Linked DNA regions of Homo sapiens: region 1 is linked to region 2. The links are chromatin contacts, found by Hi-C or POLR2A ChIA-PET in ENCODE. All regions are on one chromosome and are shown on one strand. The core of a region is the stretch at or near the end of the contact, and the rest is flanking DNA. Distances in the headings are between cores, read along the strand shown. Region 1 overlaps RIPOR2 (RHO family interacting cell polarization regulator 2). Region 2 overlaps ALDH5A1 (aldehyde dehydrogenase 5 family member A1).

Region 1 (5,008 bases), core at 50-2,549, 340 kb before region 2:
CTAGACACATTATTGAGTTAAACCACAGCATCTTCAGAACAAAAACGAAGTCTGGTTTTAGAAAATAGAGCATTGCTCAGGTGTTGTCAGATTTACGGCTCAGTGGCCAGGCATGGCTGTCAAATGAGCGGCCATCACAGCAAGTCAATTTCTCTTCCAAGTTTTGGCCCATCTGACTGCAGTGAAGAGGGCTGGTGCTTATGCAATTCTGAGGTTTCTTAGCAGCTTGATCCCTGGGTTGCTAATGGGGATTTAATCACCTTCTTTCTACTTTCTGCAATTAAGGGAGTAAAGAAAGGAGACTTTTTTTTGAAAGGGCTCGACAGGAGGGCTTCATTTTCCAATGAATCATCTAACTCAGGAGGGAAATTATTCTGTCAAGCACTAGGCACTGACATGTAAGAGCCTGTCTGAGAATACCTGGAATATAAATGACCTTGACCCTCAGCTTCCCAAATGGCTGCATGCTTCTCTTCCGGCAGATCCGGTAGGGAATCAGTTTAGTATTCAGTGTTAAGTTTCAACACTTGCTTTGCTACTGAGTCTGGCATCTGTGCTTTTTTCCATTTTTTAGGTCCATTCTCTACATTTTTGGGTCCTCACTTGAGTCAGTGGTTCCAAAATCACGCAGGTCCATAGTCCCACGTGGGCCCTGGAATTTTTATTTTAACTTTGAGGATGATTCTATCAGCAGCCTGATCAATTCTGGAAAATAACTGCCCTGAATCAGTGTTTAGCAGAAAACCTTCCCTCTACTTCCCCCAACTCTCAGACGCCACCCACACAGACTAGCACAGTCGCAGAGTCTCGCAGCCTAACAGTAATTCAAATCATGCACATCACCTATCACTGCTAATATAAAAAAGTACTATATTTCTCCTATTTCTGATGCTCAGTATTATCAAGTGCATCTATTTTTGGTGGGATGGTAATTTCCTGATTTTACAGATGGGAAATAGGGGCCTAGAGAGGCTAAATGACTTGTCCCAGGAGTCACACTTAAATTGGAGTCAGACAAGAAACTGAATTCCAGGGTTCTTTGTTCCTAATGCATTCCCACCTCTAACTCCATGTTATGAGGGAAGTTCAGAGCTGAGCAGACAATATAAACCATTGCTCAAAGAATGGTCTCCCTCACGGGCAGATCCTCTCCAACCTAGCACAGAGACACCCTAGGAGTGGGATGGGGAGGAAAGGGACCACCCTCGGACCAGATCTGGAGCTTCAGGCTTGGTGTTCAGGGAGGAGATGATGCTGGAGTCCCTGCCACCTACTGGGGGACCTGGCCACCCCGCTACATCGCAGCCCTGATGGACTGATGAACTTGCTGTTGCTCCTGCTCCTCCATCTCCTCCTCTCTCTGTTGTTCTTGCTCTCCTGCCTGATGTTCCTGAGAGTCCACCTGAACGCTTGGTTTCTTCCATGGGGTTTCTCAGGCCTGAGACTAAATCTCCTTCCTCATTGATAGACTCCTGTCTCCTCCACTTTCCTCATCTAACAGGCAAACTCAGAAACTACATCTGTGAAGGCTTTCAATGGTAAACACCCCCATGGAAATCTTTCTCTTCCTCCATAAAGAGAAAGGGAAACCTCATGCTGCCAAGAAATCCTATTGTCTTTGCAATTAGCTGCTTTCTCATCTGTTACTCATTCTGGTAAAAACTACTTCCAACATACATATTGACAAACAGACTATTTCACAATACTCTCAGACCTGGCAACCACTAACTTCCTCGTGCCACACCCTTCCTCACTTCCCTTTTTGCCCCAACCCCAACACTAGAAAACAACCTTTTGGGGTAGTGACATTAAAGATAATAGAGCAAGTACTTACTGAGTGCCTGCTATTGGCCAGGCACTTGACTGCATTCTGATGACTGCTCCCTGGCCTTGAGTTCCACATGGTCTACCAGAGAAAACAGACATATGAGGCTGTGCATTCTCATTCAATGGAACAAATGACCACCTGAACAACAGTGTGACCCAGTTTGCTGCAAAAGCAGGAGGGGAGAGGAGGAAAAGGTTGCCACTCACCTCTCTAGTTGGGGAGAGGAGCAGGAAAGAGGAAGGCATCCCAGTGTAATGTATGGTGAACAGCACCAGAATAGCATTCACCAAACAGAGGAAAGCCTGTTCAGAGGTGACAAGTAGACCGGTGTGGCTGACGTGATTGTTCGGAGAAGAGCTATGGAGAATTAGTTGGGTCCTGACTATAAAAATCCATGAATGCCAGGCTAAACGGAGAGCACTTAATCTGCAAACTATCAAACAGGATGGAGGTAAAGGGATGTAGTTCCTTAGAGCAAACTAGTTCTCCAAATTATTACTTTGTTCAAATTAAGTTCCAGGCAGTGCATATATCCTGGTCCTTACAGTTTCCAGGGCAGGTCAACCTTCCTCAGAAGGAAGAACCACCATTGAGCTAGTAAACTTGCATTATTTATGCCTGGTCAATAGATCAGTAACACCTGTAATAGGAGCTCCTGACTGTATAGCTACTTGGTTGTCTTAAAGTAGGAAGTGTGACTCTTGGAAGGAAAGATCATCATAGAACTGGGAAAAATGATGTAGAGCGTTCTTCTGGCAGAATGGTGTCTGAGCAAAGGAAGGCAGGCAAGAGTAGGCAGCTGCTGTAACACCCTCCAAACGAGGCTGTGGAGGAGGTGTTAGATCAGTAATATGTGAGCGCCGTGAAACATCCAAAGGTATGACCCCTGCAAGCCCCCAGTGCGCATCCTCAGAGGTAACCCCCATGATGGTTTTTTGAGTGAAAGCTAGAAAGCTTTCATTAAGCTTTCTAGATCATGCACTGGTAATCACAAACTGTCAAGAACACTTGCAGCTTTCTCCAACTGTGAAAATGCCAGCAGGCCCCCAGACAAGAGCCTGTAAGAAACCTGGCCAGGCCTCAAAGACAGACTGTAACTGTCATTGCCCCACTGTTAGTGCTAATTCCGTGGCCAGTACCACCAGTGGCTTACACAGCAGATAGAACTTTAAGAAGCACGGCACAAAAGCTGTTTGTGCCTGGATAGTGCCATTGTGCTACATTATTGCTACAATCAGAGGATCAGTGATGCCACTACAGCAGTTCCAAGAAATTTTGCTTAGTAACATGGGCTGAGAAGTGAAAAAAACATCACTACCAAGTACCTTTCTCACATTGTTTTCTTCAGATATAAAATTTCTGGTAATTTTAAAGGGGGGGGAAAAACACCTTCAAAGGATTTCCCCTTTATTCACCTTTATCTAGTAACAATGTCAGATCAGTTTCTTTTCAACCAGTCTTCCATTGTAATTACATAAACAGGCAATAGATTAATCCTGAACTAATTTGCAGAGGTTTTGTTTTGTTTTTGAGACAGAGTTTCGCTGTGTCACCCAGGCTGCAGTGCAGTGGCACTATCTCTGTTCACTGCAACCTCCGCCTCCTGGGTTCAAGCGATTCTCATGCCTCAGCCTCCGGAGTAGCTGGGATTACAGATGCCCACCATCGCACCCGGCTAATTTTTGTATTTTTAGTAGAGACAGAGTTTCTCCATGTTAGCCAGGCTGGTCACGAACTCCTGACCTCAGGTGATCCGCCCACCTCGGCCTCCCAAAGTACTGGGATTACAGGTGTGAGCCACCGTGCCTGACCAATTTGCAGAGGTTTTTAAAGAGCACTTTGGATTTTATTAGAATTAGCATGTCCAGTTTAGGATTTACAAAAACAAGTCGATTATACTTTCTTTCAGAAGTATTTTTTTTAAAGACTAACTAAATGCTGCAGAAAATTATTAGTAGAATGCAGGCTTCTTTAATTCTGCTCTTATTTCAGTAAGTCTTTTTAAGTGGGTTGTTGTGTTCTAATTATTATTGAAAGCTGTTTTTAAATGTGCTGGCTCCACGGGCAGGAAGGCACGGACGAGCTGGTGAGTTTCTGCCACCTACTGACAAGTGATGGTAACAGCACATGCTTCTTTTTTAAGCATCCGGGGACCTTTTTTGCTGTCAGCTTACCCACGCAACGTTTATAAGTCAGGTGAAAGTAGAAGCGTTCATTTAAGACTCTCAACTTACTGGGTTTTTTGCTTTGTTTTGTTTTTTGAGTCGAGGGTCTCGCTCTGTCACACAGGCTGGAGTTCAGTGGCTCACGGCCGCCTGAAACTCCTAACCTCAAGCAATCCTCCTGCCTCAACCTCCTGAGTAACTGGGACCACGGGCGCACGCCACCATGACTGGCTAATTTTTAAATTTTTCGTAGAGATAGGGTCTCACTGTGTTGCCCAGGTTGGTCTCAAACTCCTGGGCTCAAGTGATCCTACTGCCTTGGCCTCCCAGAGCACAGGATCACAGGTGTGAGCCACCATGCCTGGCCAAGAGTCTCCAGCGTACTAACAGGGCTATTTGTAGAAGGCAAAACACATTGTGTGATACCATCCACAGCATCTTTATATGGGTAAAATCACGTTTAAATAAATATAAAAGCAACCCAGAGCACAAAGGTTATAAATAGCAACTCAAGGAGGCTGAAGTACCAAGGGACCCATTTGTCATATGGATGTCTTTGTGTGGGAACAGCCTAGGACTAACAGCTGTTTCTGGACCAGCTCATCAAAATTATTTCCTCGGAGTGCCTCTAAAAAATTACTGGGTAAACAGGGAGGAATTGTTCGTGTCTTCTTCAATCTCTATTTAAACACTTTGAAAGTAGTAACTTCTTTTTTTAAAACATTGAGAAATATAACAAAAAAAAAATAAAGTCATATATAATCATTCCACCCAGTGCTAAGTTTTGTTAAAATTATTAAAATATCCAACCAACTTTTCTGTGTATACACACTCCCTGCCAAGGTATGTGATCTTTTTTACATCTTTTTTCTGTATTACAAAATAAGTATATCATCTTTTTATAAATCAAATAAAAATTACCACTTATTGACAAAAATTTAATTTTCTCCTTAATTCTACCCTACCAGAGATAATTATTTTTAACAGTTTGGTATGGTTTTCTAGACTTTTTTCC
Region 2 (5,467 bases), core at 147-2,646:
TCAAGACTCACCACTATACTCTAGCCTGGGCAACAGAGCGAGACGCCGTCTCAAAAAAAAAAAAAAAAAACACAAAAAACTGGATGTTTGATATTACAAGAAACTTTCTTGTGACTCCAAAATGGATTTTTTTAAAACAGTAGAATAAGGAGAGAAGTCTCATATAGCTAGTAGTATGGATTATAACATTTTTTTAAACAAACAAATCTTTCCTAAAAGCAGTTTCCCCTCAATATCTCTAAATCCTGAACGCGGCATCTGTGATTCTGCACCCCCGGCTGGGATACTTTCATGAAGGACTGTTTTAGACAGGGATTTTGTCATCAAGAGAAGAAAGAACAGGACAACATCAGCATTACAGCCGAAACGCAAACCATCTCAAAACCAAGCCAGTCTTCCATTCCATAGGTGTTCCAAAAGATGAATGAACTTTGTCTCAAGATCCTAATTGCTGAGGCAGTGAGGGATAGAATTATCATCACTATAACAAAATTTAGGGAGGACAGTAAAGAGCTACAGTGACAGACCGCATGGGGACTTGGTGCAATGGCAGGGCTATAGCAGCTCATGACCAGACAACAACCCGATTCATATAACTGGTAGGCAGAATTCACTTTTCTCAGGTTTCTCCATTGTTTACAAAATAGGCTTGCTGGGCACTTTACCAAAATGACTTTTTTGTTTTCATTTTTTTTTTTTGCCTTTTAACATCATTTTTTTTAGCTATTATTAATTTTTTACTTATTTTAACCTTTGTGGTTTTTGTATGAAAACATCATTGAAAATTCCATTCGATTCCATGTATAGATGTAGATCTCTCATACTCTATACTCTAATCAGGATAGTTAGCACATCTATCGCCTCAAACATTGATCATTTCTTTATACTGGGAACGTTCAAAATCTACTCTTCTAATAATAGCTATTTGAAAATATACAATACATTGTTGCTAATTACAGTCATTCTACAGTGCTGTAGAACACCAGAGCTTATTCCTTCTGTCTAGCTGTAATATTCTGTCAACCCACCCCTCTCTATCCCCACCCCTCCAGCCAAAGTGTTTTTTGCTGATTAAGCTTTTCATATTGAAACCATGAAATTTACTTTCACAAATAATACAATATACTTACCTTTTCTACCGCTTTTTCATTAATTAATGGGCCCTGAGTAGTTCCTTCCTCAAATCCATTACCTACGCGCAGGTTCTTCTTCATGGCCTCGGCGAATGCTTTTACAAAGGCATCATGGATGCCCCTTTGCACCAAGAATTGGTTTGAGCAAACACAAGTCTGGACAGGAGACAAAAACAAACCCACACAGTCTGTCAGAAGCTGCAGACCTGACCAGTGAACGTGTGGCTGCTACCGCCTCTCTGTGAAAACACTTCCCTCGGTGGTTGTCATGTGCTCAAACTGCCATTTTCCTCCTCACGTGGGCTTGGCCCCAAAGATAAAAGCACTGAGTCAGTGCATGTTCCCCTCCAGTTCCCTCCACAGCTGCTATGCTACACAGCTGCTATGCATCAGTGATTAGTTGGCAATAAGCACCTGTACACACACACACACACACACACACACGAAAGAAAAGAAAAAAAAGCCACCCAATCCATGTTTTTTTCAAATGGCTTTTATTTTGTTTCCCTGGGGGGTGGGGAAAGAGTGCAATTCTCCTAGGAGACTGTGATGCTGCAGCAACAGCAGAGGCTAAGAGGAATGTGGTCCAACACCAACTTATAGTCTTTTGTTTTGCTGACACAGGGTCTCGCTCTGTCGCCCAGGCTGGAGTGCAGTAGTGATGAGTTCACTGCAGCCTTGACCTCCAGGGCTCAAGTGATTCTTCCACCTCAGCCTCCCAAGTAGGTGGGACTATAGGCACTTGCCACCATGCCCAGCTAATTTTTAATTTTTTTTGGCTGGGCGCAGTGGCTCATGCCTGTAACCCCAGCACTTTGGGAGGCTGAGGTGGGTGGATCACCTAAGGTCAGGAGTTCGAGACTAGCCTGGCCAACATAGTGAAACCCATCTCTACTAAAAATAGAAAAATTAGCTGTAGTCCCAGCTACTCAGGAGGCTGAGGCAGGAGAATCTCTTGAATCCGGGAGGTGGAGGTTGCAGTGAGCTGACATCATGCCACTACACTTCAGCCTGGGCAACAGAGTGAGACTCTGTCACACAAAAAAAAAAAAAAAAAAAAAAAAATTGTAGAGACAGAGTCTCACTCTGTTGCCCAGGCTGGTCTCCAACTCCTGGGCTCAAGTGATCCTCCTGCTTTGGCCTCCCAAAATGCTGGGATTACAGTTCTGAGCCACCATACCTGTCCCCAAGTTGTAGCCTTACAGTGTAATTGATGGTAACATATATTGACATTTTGTATTTATGAAGGAAAATATACTTATTTCAGACAAAACCAAGCTTATTTAGGTTATGTGGAAGGGAAAAACTTAATTACCAAAGGCCAAGGCAAGGATGAAAATTATTTGATAGAGAATATCACACATTTCAGTTTTTTCACAATATAACCTTTCAGGGATATTTACTCTGTTTCTAGAATGCATTTAAAATTACATATTGATGGTACTTTTAAGATGAATGCTTAAGAATATTTAAGAAGGCAGGACCCTGGCAGCAGCTTGGATAGAACTGGAAGACAGGAGCCTTGGCTCAGAGTCCCAGCTCCTCAGCAGATTTGACACTGTGGCCCAAAGACGTCTGATCTCTAAGTCACTTTTTCTTTCTAGAGTTTCATTTCCTCATCTCTAAAATGCAACGTTTGTAGAGCTGATAACTGTGAAGGTCCCTGACAGATCAAATATTCCAGGATTTCCTAGGAAGACATGAGCTCAGGCCTCTGGTCTCCCAGGACAGCCTGGATGCTCCTCTAAAACACTGCTGGCGTGGGCCTGTGCCCTGTAGAGGGCACCTCTGAGGCTCCCTCCATCTCGGGACAGCGAGGCCCCACTGGGTCATAGCAGGCAACAGGGTTTTGAGTTATTCCAGCCACCACCCTCCTCAACATTTTCTTACTTTCTTTCCCTTGGCCTCAGAGACCCCAATTGTTCAAGGCTGTTCTGTGTCTGAGGAGATTATATCCGTTCAGTAGAAAAAAGATCAATGAAAGAAAACTATAAAAATAACCAGATTAAAAGGATAGGGGAAAGAAGAAAACAGAGAACAATTTGACTAAAGGACATCTGCTGTTCAGAAAATTATTTGAAGCCAGGGACTGTACCTTATTTTGGGGGGGCCCCTCTGAGCCTAGTATAACCCTGGTAATAAAAAGTAAGGCATATACTAAATATTTGCTGAAAGAGTCAATGAATAAAGAATGAATAATGGAAGGAACCCAAAAGTTTCCTTATGGGATATAAGGCAGTAGAGGTGGTGGGATCTTTGTAACACACACACACGCACACACACACACACTCACATGCACACATATCACACACACACACATACACACACTCACACATGCACACGCAAACACACATCCTGAAATACTCTCCAGGACTCACCTGTCCAGTGTTCCTAAATTTAGATGCCATGGCCCCTGCTACAGCCTGGTCCACGTTGGCACTGTCAAATACTATAAATGGAGCAAGGCCGCCCAGCTCCATAGAGACCCTTTTCACAGAGTTTGCTGCGTGGTGCAACAGGATCTGTGAGCAGAGGAGAGAAAGCTGTGAGCACAGAAATCCATTACCAGGATTGTTAAGCCTTTGTTTAAAAAAATTACCAAATGGTGAAAAAAGCAAGGTGCACAGTGGTGTACATGGGATAACTTTGCATAAGAAAACGGAGAAATAAGAATATATATTTACATTTGCTTGTATTTGATAAAGAAACATTGGGAAGAGGCTGGGTGTGGTAGTGTGCACCTGTAGTCCCAGCACCTTAAGAGGCTGAAGTGGGAGGATTACTTGAGGCCAGGGGTTCCAGACCAGCCTGGGCAGCATAGGGAGACTCCATTTCAAAAATTAAATAAATAAATAAATTAGTAAAATAAACACTGGGATGACAAGACACTAAAAGTCATTATTTATAGAAAGAGGGAGTGAGTCAGGGTTGGGGTAGGGTGAGACTTGTCATGGTAAACATTAATACTGTCTTAATTTTTCAACCATATAAGTAAGTGTTTATCTATTCAAAACAATTATATGATGGGCTTAAAAATCATAGAGATAAGAAAATAAAATCACCTAGAATCCCACAACCCACAGCTTACACTGATAACATTTTAAAGTACATCCATTTAGAATGTAGCCATGCAGATTCAGGTACATGTACATTTAAAAAAAAAAAAACAGGATGGTATAATTATATAATTATACCGTTTCGTAACCTGCTTTATCTTCCCAATGAATCACATATTTGGGACGTCTATCTTAAAATTTTCATAACCCTTTATATCTTGCTCCTTTAATGTAACACTCTAATGTGAAGATCCTCTTGTGTCAGCACATATGTTTCTAGAACTTTATTTATTATTATTATTGAGATGGAGTCTCGCTCTGTTGCCCAGGCTGTAGTGCAGTGGCGCAATCTCCAGTTACTGCAACCTCCACCTTCTGGGTTCAAGCAATTCTTCAGCCTCAGCCTCTTGAGTAGCTGGCATTACAGACATGTGCCACCACACCTGGCTAATTTTTGTATTTTTAGTAGAGATGGGGTTTCGTCATGTTGGCCAGGCTGGTCTTGAACTCCTGACCTCAAGTGATCTGTCTGCCTCAGCCTCCCAAAGTGCTGGGATTACAGGTGTGAGCCACTGTGCCCGGCCTAGAACATTCCTTTAGATGCTTGCATAGTATTCCACTGCATGGCTCTTCTGTAATTTATTTATTCAGGCCCCATCTGTTGGACATTTAGGTTGTTTCCATCCTTGCCATTAAAAAAACGCTGTGGATCGCGCCACTGCACTCCAGCCTGGGCTACAGAGCGAGACTCCATCTCAAAAACAAAACAAAACAAAAGACAAAAACACTGTGATGATTCTGTCAGGATGAACATGTAGAATTGCTAGCTCAATGTATAATCATAAGGCTTTTGGTACCTATAGCTATTATAGTTTAAATATCCAGTAAGAGATTTCATAGCCTAAGAAGCTGCTTAGGGATGTTTAAATGCTTTATTAAGGATAGTAGGTCTTTGTCTAGTCATGGCTGCAGGAAAGATGGGACCACACTTGAGATAGTTCGAGTGAAACAGACGGTGTTCGCAAGCCCAAGGTGGCTCTAGGATTGCCCCCCAAGTGTTGTACATTCTGAGGTCATGAGTTTTGTGACACGGTTCTTGGTAAAAACACAGAATGGCTGGAAAGCTAGGCCTGTGTGGGTACTGTGTATGTGTCTGTATGTTAATATTCCAGCAATCAAATGGTAGTAACAATCTTCTCTGAAACATTACTGTTCAACAAAGTAGTTCAAGTTTTAAGACTAAACATATTTCTTTATCGGACGCAACATAACTATTTA

Evidence for each region. Hi-C counts contacts between places; a loop is a spot of excess contacts on that map. ChIA-PET counts read pairs that join two places held with the same protein, here RNA polymerase II (POLR2A). Pooled maps may share reads with other maps.
Region 1: a loop to region 2 is called in a pooled map, with 4 times the contacts of the local background. The contact joins two enhancer-like sites. A Hi-C loop is called at or near these places in 1 of 37 single-sample maps with no recorded cell type and 3 of 50 pooled maps. POLR2A ChIA-PET finds 5 or more read pairs at or near these places in 1 of 52 experiments (OCI-LY7).

The regions. Positions count from the first base shown.
Region 1 is chr6:24,855,105-24,860,112 of GRCh38, reverse strand. All of the region lies in intron 8 of RIPOR2 (RHO family interacting cell polarization regulator 2), which reads left to right. Among named protein-coding and RNA genes, the nearest start is that of ARMH2, 59 kb to the right of the region's middle. RefSeq lists an enhancer at 3,818-4,112. Within about 2 kb of position 1,299, at least 13 of the 41 ENCODE cell types and tissues checked have a DNase peak (open chromatin) inside an H3K27ac peak, as active enhancers do; they include OCI-LY7, where a contact is called at or near this core.
Region 2 is chr6:24,518,589-24,524,055 of GRCh38, reverse strand. It overlaps ALDH5A1 (aldehyde dehydrogenase 5 family member A1), which reads right to left. Exons shown (of 10, transcript NM_001080.3): 6 at 3,512-3,655; 7 at 1,131-1,289. Among named protein-coding and RNA genes, the nearest start is that of ALDH5A1, 26 kb to the right of the region's middle. RefSeq lists silencers at 1,553-1,602, 2,972-3,021. Within about 2 kb of position 1,396, at least 4 of the 41 ENCODE cell types and tissues checked have a DNase peak (open chromatin) inside an H3K27ac peak, as active enhancers do; they include OCI-LY7, where a contact is called at or near this core.